Linked DNA regions of Homo sapiens: region 2 is linked to region 1. The links are chromatin contacts, found by Hi-C in ENCODE. All regions are on one chromosome and are shown on one strand. The core of a region is the stretch at or near the end of the contact, and the rest is flanking DNA. Distances in the headings are between cores, read along the strand shown. Region 1 has its middle 210 kb from the start of EPCART. Region 2 holds the start of DNAJC10 (DnaJ heat shock protein family (Hsp40) member C10).

What was found. Hi-C counts contacts between places; a loop is a spot of excess contacts on that map. Pooled maps may share reads with other maps.
Region 2: a loop to region 1 is called in a map with no recorded cell type, with 6 times the contacts of the local background. The contact joins the promoter of DNAJC10 here to the enhancer-like site in region 1. A Hi-C loop is called at or near these places in 2 of 37 single-sample maps with no recorded cell type and 2 of 50 pooled maps.

The regions. Positions count from the first base shown.
Region 1 is chr2:180,333,138-180,336,574 of GRCh38, reverse strand. No RefSeq gene overlaps it. Among named protein-coding and RNA genes, the nearest start is that of EPCART, 210 kb to the right of the region's middle. Within about 2 kb of position 1,899, at least 2 of the 41 ENCODE cell types and tissues checked have a DNase peak (open chromatin) inside an H3K27ac peak, as active enhancers do.
Region 2 is chr2:182,714,605-182,718,041 of GRCh38, reverse strand. It overlaps DNAJC10 (DnaJ heat shock protein family (Hsp40) member C10), which reads right to left and starts at 1,785. Exons shown (of 24, transcript NM_018981.4): 1 at 1,559-1,785; 2 at 970-1,026; 3 at 1-101. LOC101929976 (a long non-coding RNA gene) reads left to right here and starts at 3,432. Exons shown (of 7, transcript XR_427200.3): 1 at 3,432-3,437. It also overlaps a transcript of PDE1A not described here. RefSeq lists a silencer at 1,393-1,552 and enhancers at 1,114-1,718, 2,063-2,132, 2,153-2,302.

The DNA of each region.
Region 1 (3,437 bases), core at 650-3,149:
GTGCTTTCTGCCAGCAGCTTGGATCCTAGGTTCCACACAAGAAGAGGAGAGGCCAGCATCCTCCCCACTGCAAACTGCACGAACTTCCCGAGGCTCAACCCCAGTGTGCAGCCTGGCTGGAGTTTTTCCAGGGACCCCCTCCCACCTGGCTGTCTCACTTGGTTGGAGATATATATTCAGGTGAGAAGGATGTGGGAATTGAAGTGTAAATGAAAGTAGGACTTCAATAATCAGGAAAGAGAATTCCAGACAAAAGGAAAAGCAGGAGCAAAGTAGTAAAAGTAAACATGAGTTGGTAGTATTAGAACAATAATGAAGGTTAAGGCTCAGGAAAGTGAGGGTTTCTGTGGTTGAGATAGCTAGAGATACCTAGAGATCACATGGCATAAACATTGTGGAAGAAAATTTTGGAAGTTCAGATAAACAATTGAGAAATAGTATATAATGTAAAAAGTAGACTATGATTTAAGATTTGAACTCTCCTATTAGTATTTGTATTGGTATTAGTATTGGCATTAGTATCAGTATTAGTGTTGGTATTGGTATTGAAGGAGGTCAAAAGGTGAGTAAAATATATTTCTTTCCATCAAATAGCTTAGAGTGATAAAGGGATTTGGGAAAATACAATTAAGCATAATCTAAGGCAGTTTGCTAAACACCAATGAAATGGTACTAGTAAAAGTACACCAAGAATTCTAAGTCTTCTGGATGTGAAGGTTTACAGTTTTAATGAAAATGGAGAGATAATTTGAAAAGTAATTCTAAAACCTCTGATCTAAAGTATCTAATACTCTAAGGCTATCTTTTTCTCTAGTATCCAACTCAGCCATAATTCAAGTTCAAATTCTATGTGACTGTAAGATGCCCATTTTCTCTTCATAGCCATCCTTGTCAGATGTCTTGCTTCAGATAAGTGCTTCTGGGAAATCCCCAACTCCCATCATCTCTGGCCATCCTGTTGCTTCTCAGTGAAGCTACTGCTCACTTGAATTCACCTTGGTTCCAATGCCTATACATAGGTCACCCACCTCTTTAGGCTCCCAGGCATATGTAGACAATAAGATGTAGGGATTAAAACTAAGTGGAAGGAAATCTTAAAACTAGATATCAGGTAACAGTACCACAAAACTAAAGATCCCAAGTATCTCTTGATAATGTCCTTAAACAGAAAATTTCATAAGACCCATCTGTCTTCTTCATTCCTGACATGCTAGTCTTTGTACCACTACTCTCCACCAACCGACTTGAGTTTCCCTTATTTCTGTGCTTTTTCTTAAGATCCAGCTTCCCAGTCAGTTTCTAGGTCTTACCACAGAAAGATAAAAATAAACTAATATTAAACTATTTTCCCATTATGAAATAAATTATATTTTATGTAACTGAATACATTATTTAACAGTCGCATCTGTTTTTGGAATCACTAATTTTAGATTTCAAAAGCTGTGGGTAGGACTACATAACTATAAATCTCACTAAAGAGTCTCCCTTAAAGATATAATTTAGCTTTTGCTCTAAAATTCAGAAACTGAGCTGACATGGTGGCTTGCACCTGTAACTTCAACTACTTGGGAGTTGGAATTAAGTAATCCTCCCACCCTGAGGTGTTCGAGACCAGCCTAGGCAACATGGCAAGACCCTGTCTCTAATGACAAAATAAAATAAAATTCAGGAACTGTTGTAATTTTAGAAATATAATTTTTCCTTATTTAAGAAATAGAAATGGTAGCGGTGTTGCTGATGGAAATTTATGCTTTGAAACATCCGTTGAGCTCTCAGTATCTCTTATCAACTATTTTACTGGTTTTTAGTCATCTTTCTGTTCACTTCCTTTTTTCTCTGTTTTTCAATGTCACTTTTGACTCTCTCATACATGCACCCATTCTCACTTCCTCAAAATCTTGATTCCACCTGCCTCATAGATTTTCAAGCTTTTCTAACAATAATCTCCTCTCTCTCTCTCTTTACCTTCTTTCCCCATCCCTTCTTCTTTCTCCTCTCTTGCCTTTCTGTTACTGCCTCTATCATTTCCCATCATTTGGTCTATCGACATTTTCAAGTTTCTACAAATTTAACATGATTCTCGGACTCTGTATCCATCACTTATTCCTATAAAAGTTGTCTCTTTTCTTTACAACCAAACTTTCTGAAAATTGTGGTTTTTGTTTGTCTGATAATAGCATTTCCCTCTGCCTCTTAAATAATAGATTAGCACAATATGGAATTATAGATTGGCATTTTTTCTTTTCTTTTTTTACTTTAATTTTGGGTACATGGTCTATATATTTATAGGGTAAATAAGATGTTTTGAAGTGGACATGCAATGCATAATAATCACATAATGTAAAATGGGGTTTCTGTACCCTCAAGCATTTATCTTTTGTGTTTAAAACAATCCAATTATACACTTCTAGTTATTTTTAAATGTATAATTAAATTATTATTCACAATAGTCACCCTGCTGCACTCTCATCAAATACTAGGTTTTAGTCATTCTTTCTAATTATTTTTTGGTACTCACTAACCATCTCCATTTCCACCCCCCACCTGTCACCCACTACCTTCTCAGACACTGGTAACCACCATTCCATTCTCTATAAGTTCAATTGTTCTGATTTTCAGATTCCACAAACAAGTGAGAACATGCGATGTTTGTCTTTCTGTTACTGGCTTATTTTACTTAATATAATAACCTCCAATTCCATTCGTGTTGTTGCAAATAACAGAATCTAATTATTTTTATGGCTAAATAGTACTCCATTGTGTATAAGTACCATATTTTCTTTATCCATTCATCTGTTGATAGACACTTAGGTTGCATTCAAATTTTGGCTATTGTGAACAGTGCTGCAACAAACATGGAAGTGCTGCTGATTTCCATTCTTTTGGGTATATACCCAGTAGTAGGATTACTGAATCATATGGTAGCTCTATATTTAGTTTTTTAGTAACCTCCACACTGAAGGTTCTCCACAGTTGCTGTACTAATTTACATTCCTACCAACAGTGTACCAGAATTCCTTTTCTTCTACATCCTCACCAGCATTTGTTATTGCTTGACTCTTAGGTAAAAGCCATTTTGACCCAGGTGAGATGATATTTCATTGTAGTTTTGATTTACATTTCTCCAATGATCAACTGTGTTGAGCACCTTTTAGTATGCCTGTTTGCCGTTTGTTTGTCTTCTTTTGAGAAATGTCTATGCAAGTCTTTTGCGCATTTTTTCATTAGATTATTAGAATTTATTCCTACAGGGTTTTTGAGCTCTTTATATATTCTGGTTATTAATTCCTTGTCAAATGGGTAGTTTGCACATATTTTCTTCCATTCTGTGGATTGTCTCTTCACTTTGTTGGTTGTTTTGCTGTGCAGAAGCTTTTTCACTTGATGTGATCCCATTTGTCCATTTTTGCTTTGGTTGCCTGTGCTTGTTGGGTATT
Region 2 (3,437 bases), core at 536-3,035, 2.4 Mb before region 1:
CTGCTGGTTCCAGTTGATGTAATATGCAAATTTGAGAACTTCTGTCTACATTACTTCAAGGGTGAATCAAGCATCACAAATCTGTCCCCAAAAATATTAATCTAAGAAAGAAAAGCAGGCAGTTAAAATACATTTTGAACTAAACAATAATAGCACAATTTATTTATCACAGAACATGGTCAGCAATACAATCTCCATTAAATGGCAAATCAGTGTGAATGCCCCAGGTTCTATTTTTCACTCTTTCTACATCCATGTAGCTAGATTTGTGAAATCACTGAAGATAGCAGAAAAAAGGTCATGAGTGGTAGTAAGTAGCTTGCACACACACCCTCAGCAATTTATACACTGAGAAAAGACCTCTGACGAGCATCAGAACACAAAGGTGGCAATGAGCTACAGGTGCTTCCTCTTTCTACCCAGTTATAGCGTTGCCTGTAATACCTCTTCCTTTTAGCTACTTCTTTACCTCCTAAAGCTGTCTAATTTTCATTTTCAGCAGAATTCACTTGTAGGAAATGTCCTTGGGAGGGACTAGAAGGAAACATAGGGTTTTTTACTTCTCATATAACCCTACCAGAAATGACAGTGAAATATATTGTTATAATAGACAATCTACACAGCAGTCGATCTTCTTCCCGGAGTTTCCTCAGAAGGTGCTTATACTGAATTTAAGTAGAGGCCATTTTTTAAAAATAGTAGAAAAACAATTGTAAGTTACCAGTGTAATTTTATTGCAAAGTTCATGTTTGGTGTAAGTAGAAACAAAACACAAAAAGAGAAGGGAATCGGTTATTTAGACATACTCTCTGCAGGGCAAAAACAATCATTACTTCATCATATCACATTTCAACCACTATATTTTAGTTCCAAAGAGATCGTAATGCTTTGAAAAATCTAACGCTCCTCGCACCTCATTTCTGTTTTTCATTTAATCCTAAATGTATATTTAAAAATTTTTCTCTTTACCTGTGAATGGTCTTCAGCTCATTTCTAATACTTCCTTTTCATTCCACAAAAATATACCTTTGAAAAATATAATGATGTAGAGATTAACAAGTATCCAAACAAGAAAACAACCATCAGAAAAAGAGAGGGCATAGTCTCAATCAACACTTTGGGATAAGATGTTTCTCGCCCAGGGGTTGTTCTCAGCGTGGGTGTGGCCGAACTGCCCGTGGCCCGAGCTACCGGGCAGGTGGAAGCGCCAGGTAAATGCAAGGCGCAAGCTTTCGCATTGCCATCACTGCAGAGTGGGAGAGGGGAGAGGGGTAAAGATGAAGACACGGGGGAACAGGGCTGTTAAGTGTTGCTGGTGTCTGAAGTCTCAGGTCGGACTTAGGGAGAAAGTGTAAGTAACTGAGAGGGAATCGCTGGGCAGAGGAAGGGTGGTGTGAATAACAGGGAGGAGGAAGGTGGGGAGCGAGAACACAATATCCAGGTCTTAAGAGCGCACAGGAAGGGAGGTTCAGGCGCTCAGCCATTCCGCCCCTCCCTGACCGGAGGGCCCAGGCCACCACCGGCTCCAGCAAAGCCCTAGCCCCGGGCCCATGCCCACCTTGCCATCGCGGGGTCGCTTCCTGTAGCTACTCCCCCATCCTCAAACCCTGGCGGCGGACCCCGCCTGGCCGAGCCCAAGCACCGCGTGCAGGAGAGAAGCACACGCACTCTCCGACGGCCCAGCCGCGGCGCACGGGATTGGTGAGGTGCAGCCACACCGGCGACTACCAGCGCGCGGCCGGTACCGGTAGGTTCCTCACGCGCCGGTCTCCACGGCGAGCCGGGGCGGGGCCTGGCGCGGAGCATTGTGGGAAAGGCGTGGAGGACGCTGCCTGGGGAGACCCGCTGCGGGCCCAGCGGGCGCTGCGGCGGTGGGGTGGAGAGGGCGGTGTAGGTTTAGGTTGACGTGGCGGTGTGCGCGGGATCCGGCTCCGGCTCCGGCTCCAACCCGGAGCTGAGGGAACTGCCCTGGCCAAGCAGCCCGCGCCCCCTCACCAATGCGGCCGGCGCCTGCCGCGGGCGGGGAGGGTGGATGGCGAAGCCCGCCTCTTCCTGCTTCCGTTGCCAGGGTGACGGGGAAACCCAGAGGGTGGGTTTTGGGGTTGAGTTCCCTGAGAGTCTTTTAAAGGGAAGACGGAGCTTTGGAGGATTTGTCTGGGTGATGGGTGGGTGAGACCGAAAGGCGAAATTTGGCGGAGAAAGGAGAAGTTGCCTGAAGCGACACTGATTGCAGTATCAGGCTAGCGGACTGAAGAGGCAGTAGGAAACTTGAAGGAAATTAAAACATTTACAATTTTGTGTAAGCGTGTGTATCAACAAGCATTTGAGACTTCTACAATATTTTCTGGATTCTGAGTCATACAAGCTAGAAACTGGGGAGTTATCGTTGTTCTCTCTTACCTTGATCTCCTACTGCTATGGTACAGGAACTGCATTTTGTCCCACAGCAATATAACAATTGAAGTGGTTATATTTACTACATTTTCTATATTTAAAAGAGAAAACCGAGCCTAGAGGATACCTGCTTATAACATCAACCCTAACATGAAATAAGTTGTGATTGGTAACAGTTTCGGGGAGTAAATCAAGTGTCAGCTTCTAAAAACTTGGAAAACTACACAGGATCTATGGCTAAGCTAATACTTGGTAGGAAAGAAGAGGAAGTAGAATGAACAAAGGCAAACATTAGAAGCAGCCTGATGTAATAGTAGTTAATATGTCTCAGGAACTGGTCTAAGCACACATGTAGTAACTCATTTAGTCCTCCAAATAATCTTACAAGATAGTGGCTCCTATATCTATTTCCCATTTGAGGAAACTGAGGCAAATATTTGAGAGCTAGGATTCACATCTAAGCAACCTGGCTTCAGAGACTATGATGTTAAGCATTATGACACAGTGTGTAACCATTTTGTTACACACTGTAACAAAATCTTAAAGTAAATTGAAAAACAAACAGAAAACTGGAAGATGAAGCAGGGACCAGATCACAGACAGGTTTTTATACCAAGATGAAGACATAGATTTCTATCTCTTAGGTGATGAGGAAGCTTTTAAAAAAGAGACTGAGATTGTATTTTAGATCATCCTGGCAGCTATTGGAGAGAGGATGCAAAGCATACAAAACTGGAGAAAGAACAGGAGAATGTTAGACAAATAGGGTAAATGCTTTAAGAGGTGGTGGGCCGGGTGTGGTGGCTCACGCTTGTAATCGCAGAACTTTGAGGGGCTGAGGCGGGTGGATCACTTGAGGTCAAGAGGTCGAGACCAGCCTGGCCAACGTGGTGAAATCCCATCTCTACTAAAAATACAAAAATAAGCCGGGCATGGTGGCACACCCCTATAATCCCAGCTACTCGGGAGTCAAGAGAATCGCTTGAACCCGGGAGACAGAGGTTGCAGTGAGCCAAGATCACACCACTGCACACCAGCCTGGG